2 separate regions of the Mus musculus genome follow, and region 1 is linked to region 2. A link is a contact called in ENCODE POLR2A ChIA-PET data. All regions are on one chromosome and are shown on one strand. The core of a region is the stretch at or near the end of the contact, and the rest is flanking DNA. Distances in the headings are between cores, read along the strand shown.

Region 1 (6,757 bases), core at 238-2,737, 220 kb after region 2:
GGGGCTCAGCTGTGGGAGCGTCCTAGGTAAGTGCTCTGCCAACTCAATTATTCCCGGCCCTTTCTGTTGGTTTTGTGAGACGGGAGCTTGCTATGTAAATAAGGTTGGTCTTGAACTCACTGGCATCCTGCCTCAGCCTCCTCAGAACTGGGATTCTAAGCATGCACCATCATACCCAGCTCACCTTGATGTCTTCCATTTTGACATCAAGCATCTCTTCTGGCTCCACAGCCTCCGCCCAACCTTCTACCTCCTCCTCATCTTGGAAGCTGTCAAAGATGAGCTCAAAGAACACAAGCTTTTCTGAGATGGTGCTGAAGGAGTTGTCAAAGCACAGCCTGTAGTCTCCGGCCTCAGTAGGCTCCACCCTGGGCAGACAGATGAGACATAGACGTGACCCTGGAGTGACCAGCCAGCTGGTCTGTGGAACCAGTAGGATGGTAACCTGAGGCCACTGGGGAGCTGCAGGGCTGTAACTGAACCAAGGCAGGGCAGGACTTCACTCACGTGTGTACCCCATCAGCCTTTCGAGACTCACTGACCAACAGCACACCCTGAGGGCTCTCCAAGGTGAAGTCCACGTCCAGCCCAGCACCTCCGATCACCTGAAGAGCAGGTAAGAATTGGGGAACTGGCAGCTTTGTGCAAGCCTATCTGCCACAGAAAGCCTGGGTTAAACCGAACCGGGAAAGACCCATGTAAGATCACCAAGAACCTATCTTTAAGAAGAAAAAAGAACAACCACAAATCCCAGGTATTTGCTTGAGATAGAGGAGTAGCGCCTGTGGAGGGAGATTAGTCAGAGCTGCACTTCTACCATAGAGTTAGGAAACTCGGGTCGTCGTAGTTTAGCAGCAAGCGGTTTTTGTTTTGTTTTGTTTTGTTTTAACCCAGCAAGCTATTTGGATTCCCCCAAGGGCCTATCTGAAGACCAACATCCATCCACACCTACAAGGTTTCTTCCCAGTCCCTAAGATGGATACATCCACGTGAGGTCTTTTATCAACCACCCTGCCAACGCCCTTGAGTAGTCTAAGGTGGCTGTCTACCTGACCGCTAACTTAATCGTAACCTACCCAACAGCCGCCAGGAACTTCCCTAGAACCCAACCCAAAGAGCTCTGAGCAGAGCATGCCCCTTCTCTGCAAGACTATTAGCGTTCTGGCCACACCTCTGCCCCGCCCCTCCCGCCTGTTGGCCACGCCCCCAGCCCTGCTCTATTCCGAGCCCGGGACCCCCTCTCTCACCTGGTACTCGGTCTCAAGACTAGCATTGGCCGGTGCGGACTGATAGAAACACTGCTTTCTCCCGGCGGGAAGCAGAAATGTGAACTCGCCGTCCTGGATAGGCGGCGGCCCTGCCTCTCCCACTCCTACTGCTGGCAGGAGTAGCCACAGGGCCAGTGCTACGGCCGCGCCGGCCGCCATCATCCGGGTCACCCTCTACTCACGGGGCGTGGACCCTTTAAGGATTTGTCCTGCCCACCTCTTATTTCGGCAAAGCTCATTGGCTTCGGCTTCTGTTCGACCCCAAAGCCGCGGAATGCTGACTGAAGGGCCCCAGGATGGGGAGCTGCCCTGGTAATTGCCTAATCTGCTAGAAAGCATACTAACGCTACTGCGAACTTCGTGAAACCTACCCAAGTCTGATATCAACCACTGCATTTGGTGGGGGCACTGACAAATCTAAAAATGGTGAAGCACTTCTTTACAGGCAACAATTAAGATGACTAAACGGGGAGGTTTGCAGGTCCTCCCTTGGCACCGCCCGCTCTCTGCCTTCCCCAATTCAAGGTGCTTTTGCCCATTGGTCAATCAAGTGTAGGCGTAGCCCTCCGAGGACGGCGGCTTTGTTGGATTCTGATCTCAACTTGTGTGACGGGTGCGACAGGCAGATATGCCAGGTGCTAGTATTCCAATATTGGAGTTCTGGCGATGTTAGTTCAGTGAGCATGGCCTCCCCCGACTGCTTTTCCTTTACACCTTATACCATCCCTAAGGGGGTGGTGGAATGTTTGTTGGTGAGTAGAATACTGCCTCAGCCTGCGTACAATACATCTCAAACCTTTGGGTCAGCAGGTCCACGTGCATCTGTGCTGACACATGCAGTATTCCAGTACTTGAAAGGCTGAGTCGGGAGGTGGAAGGAGTTCGAGGCCATCCTCTCGAACTGGTATGGAACTACATAGTTCCAGACCAGCAAAAAAATCAAGGAATCTATTTTGGGCTTTGAATGGCTCAGAGAACACAGGCGCTTGCTGCTAAACCTAATGACCTTAGTTTAATCCCCATGTGCTACGATAGTGGAAGGTCAGAATTGACTCCTGCAATTGTCCTCTGACCTACACACACACACACACACACACAACACTGTGTGCTTAGCTCTTGTTCACTTGACAAAATAATCTGGCAAGTTGAGTGTCACTTGAGGAATTGCCTGTTGGGCATTTTCAACGTTGCTGGAAGACCCAGCCCACTGTAGATGGTACCTTTCCTAGACAGGTGGGGATGAGCTATATAAGAAAAGTAGCTTGAGCCGGGCGTGGTGGCGCACGCCTTTAATCCCAGCACGCAGGAGGCAGAGACGGGTGGATTTCTGAGTTCGAGGCCAGCCTGGTCTACAGAGTGAGTGCCAGGACATAGGACAGCCAGGGATACACAGAGAAACCCTGTCTCGGGGAAAAAAAAAAAAAAAGAAAGAGAAACCTCAAAAGAATAAAGGTAATTTACAGCAACCAACATCAGCCTAAACAGAACTCAGAACATTTCCACAATCAGGAATAAAACAAGGTGTCCACTCCCCATATCTGCTTAATATAGTACTTGAAGTACTTGAAGTCCTTTTATTTTTTTTTTTTAAACAGTTTCTCTTTGTAGCCCTGGCTATCCTGGAACTCTAGACCAGGCTGGCCTTGAACTCATGGAAATCTGCCTGCCTCTCTCTCCCAAGTACTGGAATTAAAAGCATGTGCCACCACCTCTCAGTAGTCCTTGATGTCTTAGCTAGAGTAAAAAGATACCAGAGGGCTGGTGAGATGGCTCAGTGGTTAAGAGCACTGACTGCTCTTCCGAAGGCCCTGAGTTCAAATCCCAGCAACCACATGGTGGCTCACAACCATCTGTAATGAGATCTGACTCCCTCTTCTGGTGTGTCTGAAGACAGCTATAGTGTAGATACATATAACAATAAATAAATCTTAAAAAAAAAAAAAAAAGATACCAGAAAGATACCAAATGGACACAAATAGGAAAGGAAAAAGACAAAGTTTCTATTTGCAGATACTGTGACTTTATGCATAAAAGACTCTTTAAAAACCCCACCAGGAAACTTGAGGTGAGAAACACTTGCAGCAAAGTAGCAGGGCACAAAATGAACAGGCAGCTGGGTATGATGGAGAGCTCAGCAGCCCAGAGTCAGGAAGGAGGCTCCGAGCGCATTTGACATCCTCCTGGTCTACAAACTGAGTTCCAGGGCAGCCAGGGCTACACAGACAAACCCTGTCTCAAAAGCCAGGAGGGAAAACCCCTTGCTCCTTGTTCACTGCTGCTCTACAATTTCTATGCTAGAAACAGAAACAGCCTACACGTCCATCAGCAGCTGACTTGCTAATGAAAATGTGGTACATTTACCCAACCAAATATTCCTCAGTTGTCTAAAAAGAAATGAAATTCACAGATAGCTGAGCGGAGGCTAAGGTGAAGTAACCCAGACCCATAAACATTAGAATGGTGTGTGTGTTAGCTTTGAAGCTTGCTACAATGTTTAACCCTAGAACTCAGGAGGGGGACGTGGGAGGAGAGGACAACCAAGGAAGGGGAAATGGAAAATAAAATGTATAGTTATGGAGAGATGAGGTGGGAGACACCAGAACAGGATGATTCAATGGAGATGGGGAGGGGTGGGTGGTAAGGGCAGAACAGAGGGAGGGGCCAACATTAATGGCCACTCGAGGGTTCATATGGAAACCTGCTGCAGGAGAACCCTCTTAAAATATATATACATGTACAAAAGAAGCCTAAATGGAATCACCAAATCCTGGGAGACAAAGCTCCAACCAGACGTCTCACCACCAAGTAAAACCCCCAGTGCTAAAAATCAGTTACAGCTGATTGAGTTGTTGGCCAGAGGAAGCCCTGTGCGAACTCCCAAACCTCAGCTACTGTCAAGGCGATTGGTTGCTCTTCACAATCAATGGTGAAACCTTGAGGAGCACACATATCTCACTGAACATGAAGAAATCATGCTGGTGCCTACCTACTGCCTTCGCCCTATTGACTGGTGCTCATGGTATTGGATGGTACTCTGCATGCTACAGGAGGGGAAGGGTGAATGCCCACTCACCGATAAACCTTTCCATCTAAATGGTGACCTGACTGCATGATACGCAGGTACAGTCGTGCCACAGCATTGTGAGAGTAACCAACTACTTTATGATTGGAGTTAAAGCCCACCCAGGAGATGGAACACATTCATGTCACTGCTTCAGTGGCCAAGAACTTGAGATCAGATAGGCCACAGGCCTGAGGGAGACCCAAACACTACACCCTGCTAAAGGCATATAGCAGTGAAATGATACCCTTCTAGACTCAGACCACTCAGTGAGAACACTCAGTCCTAAAAGAGATGTCTCCAGCAAATGCCTCCCCCTCACCCCTCACCCCATGGGGCCCAGAGAACTATGTGGAAGAAGAGGCAGAAAAAGTGTAAGAGTCAGAGTGTTGAAGGATGCCAAGGAAATAAGGTCTTCTGGACACATCAGGACACACACACTAACTCACAGAGGCCGAGGCAGCATGTACGCGGCCTACGCAAGTTCAAGCCAGATGGATCTTAACACTGAGAAGGGAAGTAGATACCAACCAGCCCATCCCTAACTGTGGTGGTTTGAAAATGCTTGGCCCAGGGAGCAGCACTATTAGGAGGTGTGGCCTTGTTGGAGGAAGTGAGTCACTGTGGGGGTGGGCCTTGGAGGTCTCCTATGCTCAGGCCCTGCCCATTGGGCAAGAGAGCTTCCTCCTAGCTGCCTGAGGATGCCAGTTTTCTCCTGGTTCCCTGTGGAACATGATGGAGAACCCTTAGCTCCTCCAGCCCCATGCCTGCCTGGATGCTGCCATGCTTCCTGCCATGATGGTAATGGACTGAACCTGTAAGCCCGCCCCAATTAAATGTCATCCTTATGAGAGTGGCTTTGGTCATGGTGTCTGTTCACAGCAGTAAAACCCTAACTAAGACACTAACCTAGGAGCTATCTCCAAATGTTGATTGATCACAAAGGAAAAATTAGTTTTCTCCAATAGAGTGTTACTGAGTACACAAGCCAAAAGTAATCTCATATTAATTTGTTTGGGTATTTTTTTCCCTTACTTTTTTTTTTTTTTTTTTTTGGTTTGTTTATATATTACACTTTTTGATGTTGTTTTTTGTTTTTTTTTTAATTAGGTATTTTCCTCGTTTACATTTTCAATGCTATCCCAAAAGTCCCCCATACCCACCCACCCCCAATCCCCTACCCACCCACTCCCGCTTTTTGGCCCTGGCGTTCCCCTGTACTGGGGCATATAAAGTTTGCAAGTCCAAAGGGCCTCTCTTTCCAGTGATGGCCGACTAGGCCATCTTTTGATACATATGCAGCTAGAGACAAGAGCTCCGGGGTACTGGTTAGTTCATAATGTTGTTCCACCTATAGGGTTGCAGATTCCTTTAGCTCCTTGGGTACTTTCTCTAGCTCCTCCATTGGGGGTTGATGTTGTGTTTTAACAGTTTGTGTATATTTCATCTGATTTTTCTTTTCTTTTCTTTTTCTCGGTTTTTCGAGACAGGGTTTTCTCTGTGTAGCCCTGGCTGTCCTGGAACTCACTCTGTAGATCAGGCTGGCCTCGAACTCAGAAATCCGCCTGCCTCTGCCTCCTGAGTGCTGGGATTAAAGGCGTGTGCCACCACGCCCGGCTGAACCCTGTTTTCTTTTGCTGTGTTTTGACTCATTTTCTGCCTGGGTGTGGCTGTGCCACACCATATCTATAGGCAGGACAGGGTGGTTTTCGGGAGTTATCTCTGTCCTTCCACTGAGTGGGTCTGGGGGTTCACTTCAGGCAGTCAGGTTTAGTGGCTTTATCTCCTGAGTCATCTCACCAGCCCCACCCCCCTTTTAAGAGAACCAAGGAAAGAGGAAAGACTGTATCTATGATCCTCGGTCTGGCTTCTGTCTGAAAGCATCATGATCCATGTTCATCTGCACAGGGCAGTACTGAGTTCTCTGTCGTAGATCCTTGGGACTGTACACATACACCACGGCTGTCCTGAAACAGGGTCTCTTGTAGCTGAGGCCAATGAACCCCACCCTAACAAAGAATGCCAGAAACATCGTACTCCAGCATCCCAAGGGCTGCAGCTACAGATGTGAGACACCATGCTTAATCTTTGGGTTGTTGGGGATGGGACCCAGATCTCCTGTATGCTCACAGGCTTCCACCTCTGATGTACAGCCCCCCCCCCCAAAAAAACAACATTTTCTGGCTGATAGGATAAAAGGCTTGCCTGTAATTCCTTCTTACCAAGGACTGCCTATCTACTTCATGCTCCGAGGGTGGGTGATGGCCTTGTTTCCCCATCCCCCATTGTGATTCCCCCTACCACTGTGACTCTGTCTAAAAACCCAACAAATACAGGAAAGGACATTCACTCATGAGTCGTTAGGGAACTGGAGAGGCTATGAAACCGAAGCTGATGTTGGTAAACTGGTGGTAATGGGAACCTGCAA
Region 2 (7,235 bases), core at 2,260-4,759:
ACATGCTCATCGCTGGAGTCAGACTCGGAACTGGAGTCGCCACCGACGTCCGGATCTCCATAGCGATCTTTCACTGTGGAATATACACGGGGTTCCTCATAGCTACCATCACCAGACCCAGTTCCCCACACCTTGGCCTGCGCAGGCGCCCCTCACTCACGTCGCTGAAGTTCCTCACGCTCGCGGTAACGGCTGTAGCGCGCAGCAAACGCTGCGTTCACCTTTAGGCACCCAGAGGCGCGCGGTTCCGGCATGGCGGCTGTGAGACCTAGCGCGCACGCGTGCAACCGCCCCTCCGGGGTGTGGCTTCTCTCCGGCACGCCCCCTGAGGGCTTTTCTTAAGGAGCATGTCCACTGCAGACGCAGTTTGCTCCACCCTCCGTTCTTCCAGGATCCCGTAGGCCTTTTGCTCAGCAGGCCACACCCACCGGGACAAGCCTCTGCGGGGAAAGGCCACAAGCCACCGCCCACCCTTCTCCACCCTGACGGCTCCCGGCACCCAGCTGACATCTGGGGGCCCCTTTCTACACTCGCGGTTTCCTGCCTCTCTTCCGTTCCGACAGCACCCGACCGCTGCCCCACCCAACTCAGTTACCCTGACGCCCTGGGAATGACCGTGTCGACAACCCCAGCACCCTACACCATCCATAGTCCCATCCTACCCTCCGAATACCCACCCCATTCCAGACTCCTAAATCTGAAGTCATCATCGCTGTCTTAGTTTAATGGGCCAAAACATAAAATAATCACACAAAACAATTTCTTTCCATAAAGCAATAAATATTTATATTTCAAACTCTGTACAACAGACTGGAAACCTTCCAAGAAAGAAAAATGAACTCATGTTATCCTTTTAATTGATTTGAAATGCTTTCCCTTCCCCCTCACATGCCCAAAGTAGATGGCTCACACTTCAGGGCTCTCTGAGCACAGCCTGCCAAGGTCACCAGCTTCCAAGGGGCCCGGGAAGTGATGACCTCACTCTGAGGCTAGGGCTTTAAACCCCTGCCCTGGTGCAGCCCCAGTGCAGAGGAAACTGAACCGTTTAGATGGCTGTTGCCTGTAGGAGCCCCTTCTTTGTCCAACACACCAAAAGGGGTGAGAAAAACAAATGAGAAACACCCCCCAAACACACACACTCAAGAAATCAACACCAATAAACCACAAACTGCTCCTCCCACTCCCTTCTTCAATGGACAGGTGTGAAAAGAGAAAGTTTCTTTCCTCTTTTGTTGACAAGTAACCCAGTAAGGCTGGAGACAGTGGCCTTGGGTCACATTGGGATCATCATGTGCCCCTGCAGAATGTCCATGAGGTTCTGAGCCCCTCTCTGCCGAGCCAACTCCAGGGGAGTGAGACCGGAAGCGTCCCTGTGGTGGAGATCAGATTCAGGAGCTAGGAAGCTGACCACGGAGCTATGGCCCTCTCTTATCGCCAGATGGATGGGGAGCGACCCAGTGCTGTCCAGGGCATTGACATCAGCACCATGCTCCACCAGAACCTTCAGGGTGTCCAGGAACCCGGTGCGAGCCGCATCATGCACAGGACTAGTACCGGAGGCATCTTGGACATTGGGGCTGGCACCTTGCTTCAGGAGCTCCAAAGCAACTGCTGGACTTCCAAACATCATGACCTATGGGGGTGGGGAGGAGAAAGTCAGGAGGTTCCCATTGGAGAAGGGTCAGGTAGAATAAAGAGGTCTACCACAAATCCAGAGCACAGAGAAGGGATCCTTAGGGAATGGGGACGCCCCCAGGAAAGTCAGGACCCAAGGGATCAGACTGGGACCCCAGAGAACAGGTTCTTTGAAAATAAGGACACCCCCACACACACACCTTCTAAGCCCCACCCCCATCCTTGTCGGAGACAGGATGTCTTTCTGGATGTCCTGGAATTCTCTCTGTAGACCAGGTTGGTCTCAAATTCTCAGAGATCCACCTGCATCTGCCTCCCAAGTGCTGGGATTAAAGATTAAGTGCTGGATTAATTTGTGTCACTACTGTGTAGCCCAAAGTTCTCTTAAGAACAACAACACAACAACAAAAAGCCCTAACTATAAAAGTGACTCTCATGAAAACATTAAAAAGCCAGGCATAGTGACGCTTTCATAATCCCAGGACCTCAGAGGCTCAGGCAGGAGGACAGTCTCAAGTTCAAGGCCAGTCTGAGATGCAAAGTGAGACTTTGTCTCAGAAATAAAAAAAGAAAATGAAGAAGCAAGAGAAGTAAAGAGAATGGATGAGAAAGGGAACCGGGCCAGGCAGTGGTGGCGCACGCCTTTAATCCCAGCACTCGGGAGGCAGAGGCAGGCAGATTTCTGTGTTCAAGGCCAGCCTGGTCTACAGAGTGAGTTTCAGGACAGCCAGGGCTACACTGAAAAACCCTGTCTTGAAGAGAGAGAGAGAGAGAGAGAACCAGGAAGGCGTCTAAAGCCTCTTTGAGGCCAGAGCAGTCCCATATCATTAGGGCTGTAAAGCCCCTTCAACACTACAATCTGGGAACTACATAGAATTTTTGAGAAAGAGATGCTCTAGACAATTTGGATCCCCTTTGTCGAGAAATAACTTCCTTAGACATAGGCATGATCTTCAGAATGTATGAGTACCCATGAAAAGGTGGGACTCTCCTATAAATGCCACCCAAATTACGGGACCTTCAAGCAATAAGGAATCGTTTTTGTTACTAGGCACGCAGAAGATACAAAAGGGGAAAAAATCTACATCACCTGCCGAAATGAAGATGTCCCTGAAATAACCAGAGATCCTTCAAGAGGGCACCTCAAAAAAAAAAAAAAAAAAGGCTATCTCCCTTGGAGAAGACATGCATGCCATCTTCCAGAGATCGAATATCTTTAAGGAGCCTCAAGAAATATGAGCTGTCCTCAAGGACTGGCACGAAAAGAAGATGAACCCACAGAATAAAGGTCTGCAGGGAAACTGAATCTGTCAGGCTATTAGACAAGAGCTGAAAAGCCATCCCCTCCCCCATCGCATCCTCACCACCCACCCAACATCAGAGCAAGCAAGGACTAAACCTTAAGGGATCACCAACCCGGGTCAGGAGACTTGTAGGGATGGGGTGTGGGGGCCGGGTGCCAGCCAGGCCTCACCTGCAAGGCCGTCTTGCCAAAGCGGTTCAGGGCGTCAGGATGCACCAGCTCCCGGTGAAGAAGGCGGCGGACCTCTTGCACGTCGCCACGGGCCGCTGCGCCACTCAACCGGTCGCCGACGCAGACTTCTTCCAGAAGCATAGTGGATACCGGTGGACTGTGAAACCCACCCAGCCCCAAGCCCAGTTAAGGTCAGGGCTGGGGAACCAGCAAGAGCTGGATCAGAACTCTAGGGACTGCGGTGCCACCAGGGCCAACTCTATGATCATTTGCCGGCCTCAGAGCCTGCGCCCTCCGCCCGTACGACCCCAGCGCTCGCAGCTAGCTCCTCCCCCTGTCACCGAGAGAGGCAGCGGGGAACCCCGCCCAGCCCTTCGGCGCCCGCCCCTTGGGCCGGGTCTCCCCAGACTCACCCTCCCTCCTTTCCTTGCGCGGGCGGGGTCTGCTCTGAGCCGGCACTGTACTGGCCGCCAGAGTCAGCCGCTAGTGGGCGAGGCAAGCCCGCCCCAGGCCCCGCCCAGAGCGCCCTTGTTTTCTTACAAACTCGCAACAGAGTAGCGAGAGCCACTTTGCCCAGAGCCCGACCTCCATTAGTCCCGCCTGCTGGGAATAACAGCCAATCAGCACGCGTTGCTGGGGAGGTTTGTCTCTCCCGTAGCAGTGGCGTGGCTCCTGATTGGTCAGCGTGCAGCGACCAGTGGAGCTGCCCGCCACAGCAGGAATTTTGGTTTTTCAAAACCGGCGGGCGGGCGGGAAAGAGGAGGAGGTTTAACTGACCCCAGCGGAGAGGCTGGAGACAGGCTGGCGCGGGCCCATCTTGGATCTTTAGCGCCTCCGGGAGGAAGGGAGGCAGGACTGGAAACTCCTATAACTGGAACATTTTAGTCATTCACGGACCGCGGAAATGCTAATAAGCAAGCTCTTACTGTGAAACTCGGAGCTTAGTTCATTCATTCGACTGCTGGGTTAAAGGAACGGCTTCTGAGTGGTAAAGCGCGGTGCCTTCTAACATTTTTGTTTGGTTGGCTGGTTTTGGTTTTTTCGAGACAGGGTTTCTCTGTGTATCCCCGGCTGTCCTGGAACTCACTCTGTAGACCAGGCTGGCCTCGAACTCAAAAATCCGCCTGCCTCTGCCTCCCAAATGCTGGGATTAAAGGCCACCACCGCCCGACTTTTGTTTGTTTTTATGTTTCTGCGGCAGGGTCTCTCTGTGTAGCCTTGGCTGGCCTGAAACTTATTTGATCTGTTTGAACTCAAAATCCACCTGCCTCCTCTGCCATTCGTGCTGGGATTAAAGGAATGGGCTACCAAGATGGTCTCCTTTAATTTATTTACTTATTTATTTATTTATTTATTTATTTATTTATTTATTTATAGAACCTGAAAGATGGATCAATGCTTTTGTAGAAGATTTAGGATTCAATATCAGCAACCATGTGACAGTTTAGCCATCAGTAACTCCAGCTTCAGAGATCCAACACCCTCTTCTGACCTATACCAACATGGTGCACATATAGACAATCAAATAGCCACATATTGTAATAATTCTCTTTTAGATTTTTCTACGTTTTTCAAGATAGGGTCTTAGTATGTAATTCTGGCTGTCCTAGAACTCCCTATGTAGGCCAGACTGTTCTTCACCTGCCTGCCTTTGCCTCCCAAGTGCATAGTATTAAAGGCGTGCCCCACTACTGCCTGACTCCTTTTTATTTTTTATGTGCATTGCTGTTTTGCCTGCATGCATGTCTGTGTGAGGGTGCCGAATCTAGAACTGAGCTGCCATGTGGGTGCTGGGAATTAAACCCAGGTCCTTTGGAGGAGCAAGAAGCCAGTGCTCTTAACTGGTGAGCCATCTCATTTCTCCAGTCTGGCAATTGTCTTTTTTTTTTTTTTTTTAAAGATTTATTTATTTATTATATGCAAGTACACTGTAGCTGTCCTCAGACACTCCAGAAGAGGGCGTCAGATCTTGTTACAGATTGTGAGCCACCATGTGGTTGCCGGGATTTGAACTCCGGACCTTCGGAAGAGCAGTCAGGTGCTCTTACCCGCTGAACCATCTCACCAGCCCGGCAATTATCTTTTAAGGTTTTCTTTTTTTTCTTTTTTAAGGGTCTTATATAGCCCAGGCTGGACTCCAATTGCAATATGTAGCCAAGGATAACACCCGAGCCTCTGAATGCCACTCCCAAGTGCTACTATGGTACAGTCCATGTAGTGCTGTACATGGAGCCCAGGGCTTCATGGAGGTGACGAAATCACTCTACTAACTGATCTATAAGCTACTGCCCCTAACATTTTTTTTATTGAGACAAGGTCTTTTATAGCTTAGGCTGGCCTCAAATTTACTACATCTAGACTAATCTCAAATTCCTGATCATCCTGCCTCTATCTCCTGAGTGCTGGGATTACAGGTCTCTGCCACCACGTCTATAGACTAAAGCCTATGGGGTGGGGGTGGGGGGTGGGGGGGAATGTTGTGTCTCAGGCCTTCATTCCCAGAGGCAGACGAATCTTTGAGTTCAATGCAAGTCGGGTCCACAAAGTGAGTTCCAGCACAGTTCGGGCTACACAAAGAAACCCTGTCTCGAAAACAAATGAAAATAATCCCTCCCCCTCAAAATAGACTAAAGCTAGAAATGTTAATTACTGAGAAAAGAATCATGGTCTAGCTCAGGTTAAGCAGTCCTTGTTGAACAGAAACTCGGCCTGACCAGGTCTGCCATGTGGTTCTGGGAGGTAAGTTTTACCAAGAAGCTCCTGAAGTGGCCATCTGTCCCATCCCACAGACACAGCTCCTGAGGTGGCCATCTCTCTCAGCCCACAGACACAGCTCCTGAGGTGGCCATCTCTCTCAGCCCACAGACACAGCTCCTGAGGTGGCCATCTGTCCCATCCCACAGACACAGCTCCTGAGGTGGCCATCTCTCTCAGCCCACAGACACAGCTCCTGAGGTGGCCATCTCTCTCAGCCCACAGACACAGCTCCTGAGGTGGCCATCTGTCCCATCCCACAGACACAGCTCCTGAGGTGGCCATCTCTCTCAGCCCACAGACACAGCTCCTGAGGTGGCCATCTCTCTCAGCCCACAGACACAGCTCCTGAGGTGGCCATCTGTCCCATCCCACAGACACAGCTCCTGAGGTGGCCATCTCTCTCAGCCCACAGACACAGCTCCTGAGGTGGCCATCTCTCTCAGCCCACAGACACAGCTCCTGAGGTGGCCATCTGTCCCATCCCACAGACACAGCTCCTGAGGTGGCCATCTCTCTCAGCCCACAGACACAGCTCCTGAGGTGGCCATCTCTCTCAGCCCACAAACACAGCTCCTGAGGTGGCCATCTGTCCCATCCCACAGACACAGCTCCTGAGGTGGCCATCTCTCTCAGCCCACAGACACAGCTCCTGAGGTGGCCATCTCTCTCAGCCCACAGACACAGCTCCTGAGGTGGCCATCTCTCTCAGCCCACAGACACAGCTCCTGAGGTGGCCATCTCTCTCAGCCCACAGACACAGCTCCTGAGGTGGCCATCGCAGGAGGATTAAGCTGTAGGCCAGCCTGGGCTAGATGGCCAGTTTTCAAAACTCTCAAACATAATCTCAAATGGTAGATTCTCAAATGATGGTTGACATCTGTAATCCCAGCATTCCCATTCAGGAGGCAGAGGCAGGTAGACCTCTGAGTTCAAGGCCAGTCTGATATAAATTGTAAATTCCAGGACAGCCAGGGCTACATAGTAAGGATCTGTCTTTTAAAAACAAAACAAAACAAAACAAAACAAAACAAAACAAAACAACGCAGACAGAAGAGAAGACTTATTCTTTAAAAGACATACTGATCTTCTCTAGGACTTGAGTTTGGCTCCTAGCACCCACACCAGAGGGCTCACAGCTGCCTGTGACTGCGGCTCCAGAAGGATCTGAAGCCTCTGCAGACACCCACATGGACCTATGCACACCCACATACAGATACACACACATACACACACATAAATATTTAAAATCTTTTCCTGAAGTCAGAAGAAGCTGGAGATGGAGATGCTGTGCATGTCAGAAATCTCTTGGAAGCAAAGGCTTCATTGCTCATGGACAAGCCTGAAAGCAGCCTGGACTACAAGAGACCTT

What was found. ChIA-PET counts read pairs that join two places held with the same protein, here RNA polymerase II (POLR2A).
Region 1: POLR2A ChIA-PET joins it to region 2 with 14 read pairs in embryonic stem cell. The contact joins the promoter of Tmed1 here to the promoter of Cdkn2d in region 2. POLR2A ChIA-PET finds 5 or more read pairs at or near these places in 3 of 5 experiments (Patski and embryonic stem cell).

The regions. Positions count from the first base shown.
Region 1 is chr9:21,508,747-21,515,503 of GRCm38, forward strand. It overlaps Tmed1 (transmembrane p24 trafficking protein 1), which reads right to left and starts at 1,488. Exons shown (of 4, transcript NM_010744.4): 1 at 1,248-1,488; 2 at 508-605; 3 at 185-368. The coding sequence starts at 1,430.
Region 2 is chr9:21,287,700-21,294,934 of GRCm38, forward strand. It overlaps Cdkn2d (cyclin dependent kinase inhibitor 2D), which reads right to left and starts at 3,510. Exons shown (of 2, transcript NM_009878.3): 1 at 3,110-3,510; 2 at 764-1,633. The coding sequence starts at 3,250. The coding sequence ends at 1,274. Kri1 (KRI1 homolog) reads right to left here and starts at 270. Exons shown (of 19, transcript NM_145416.3): 1 at 161-270; 2 at 1-73. The coding sequence starts at 254. It also overlaps a transcript of Ap1m2 not described here.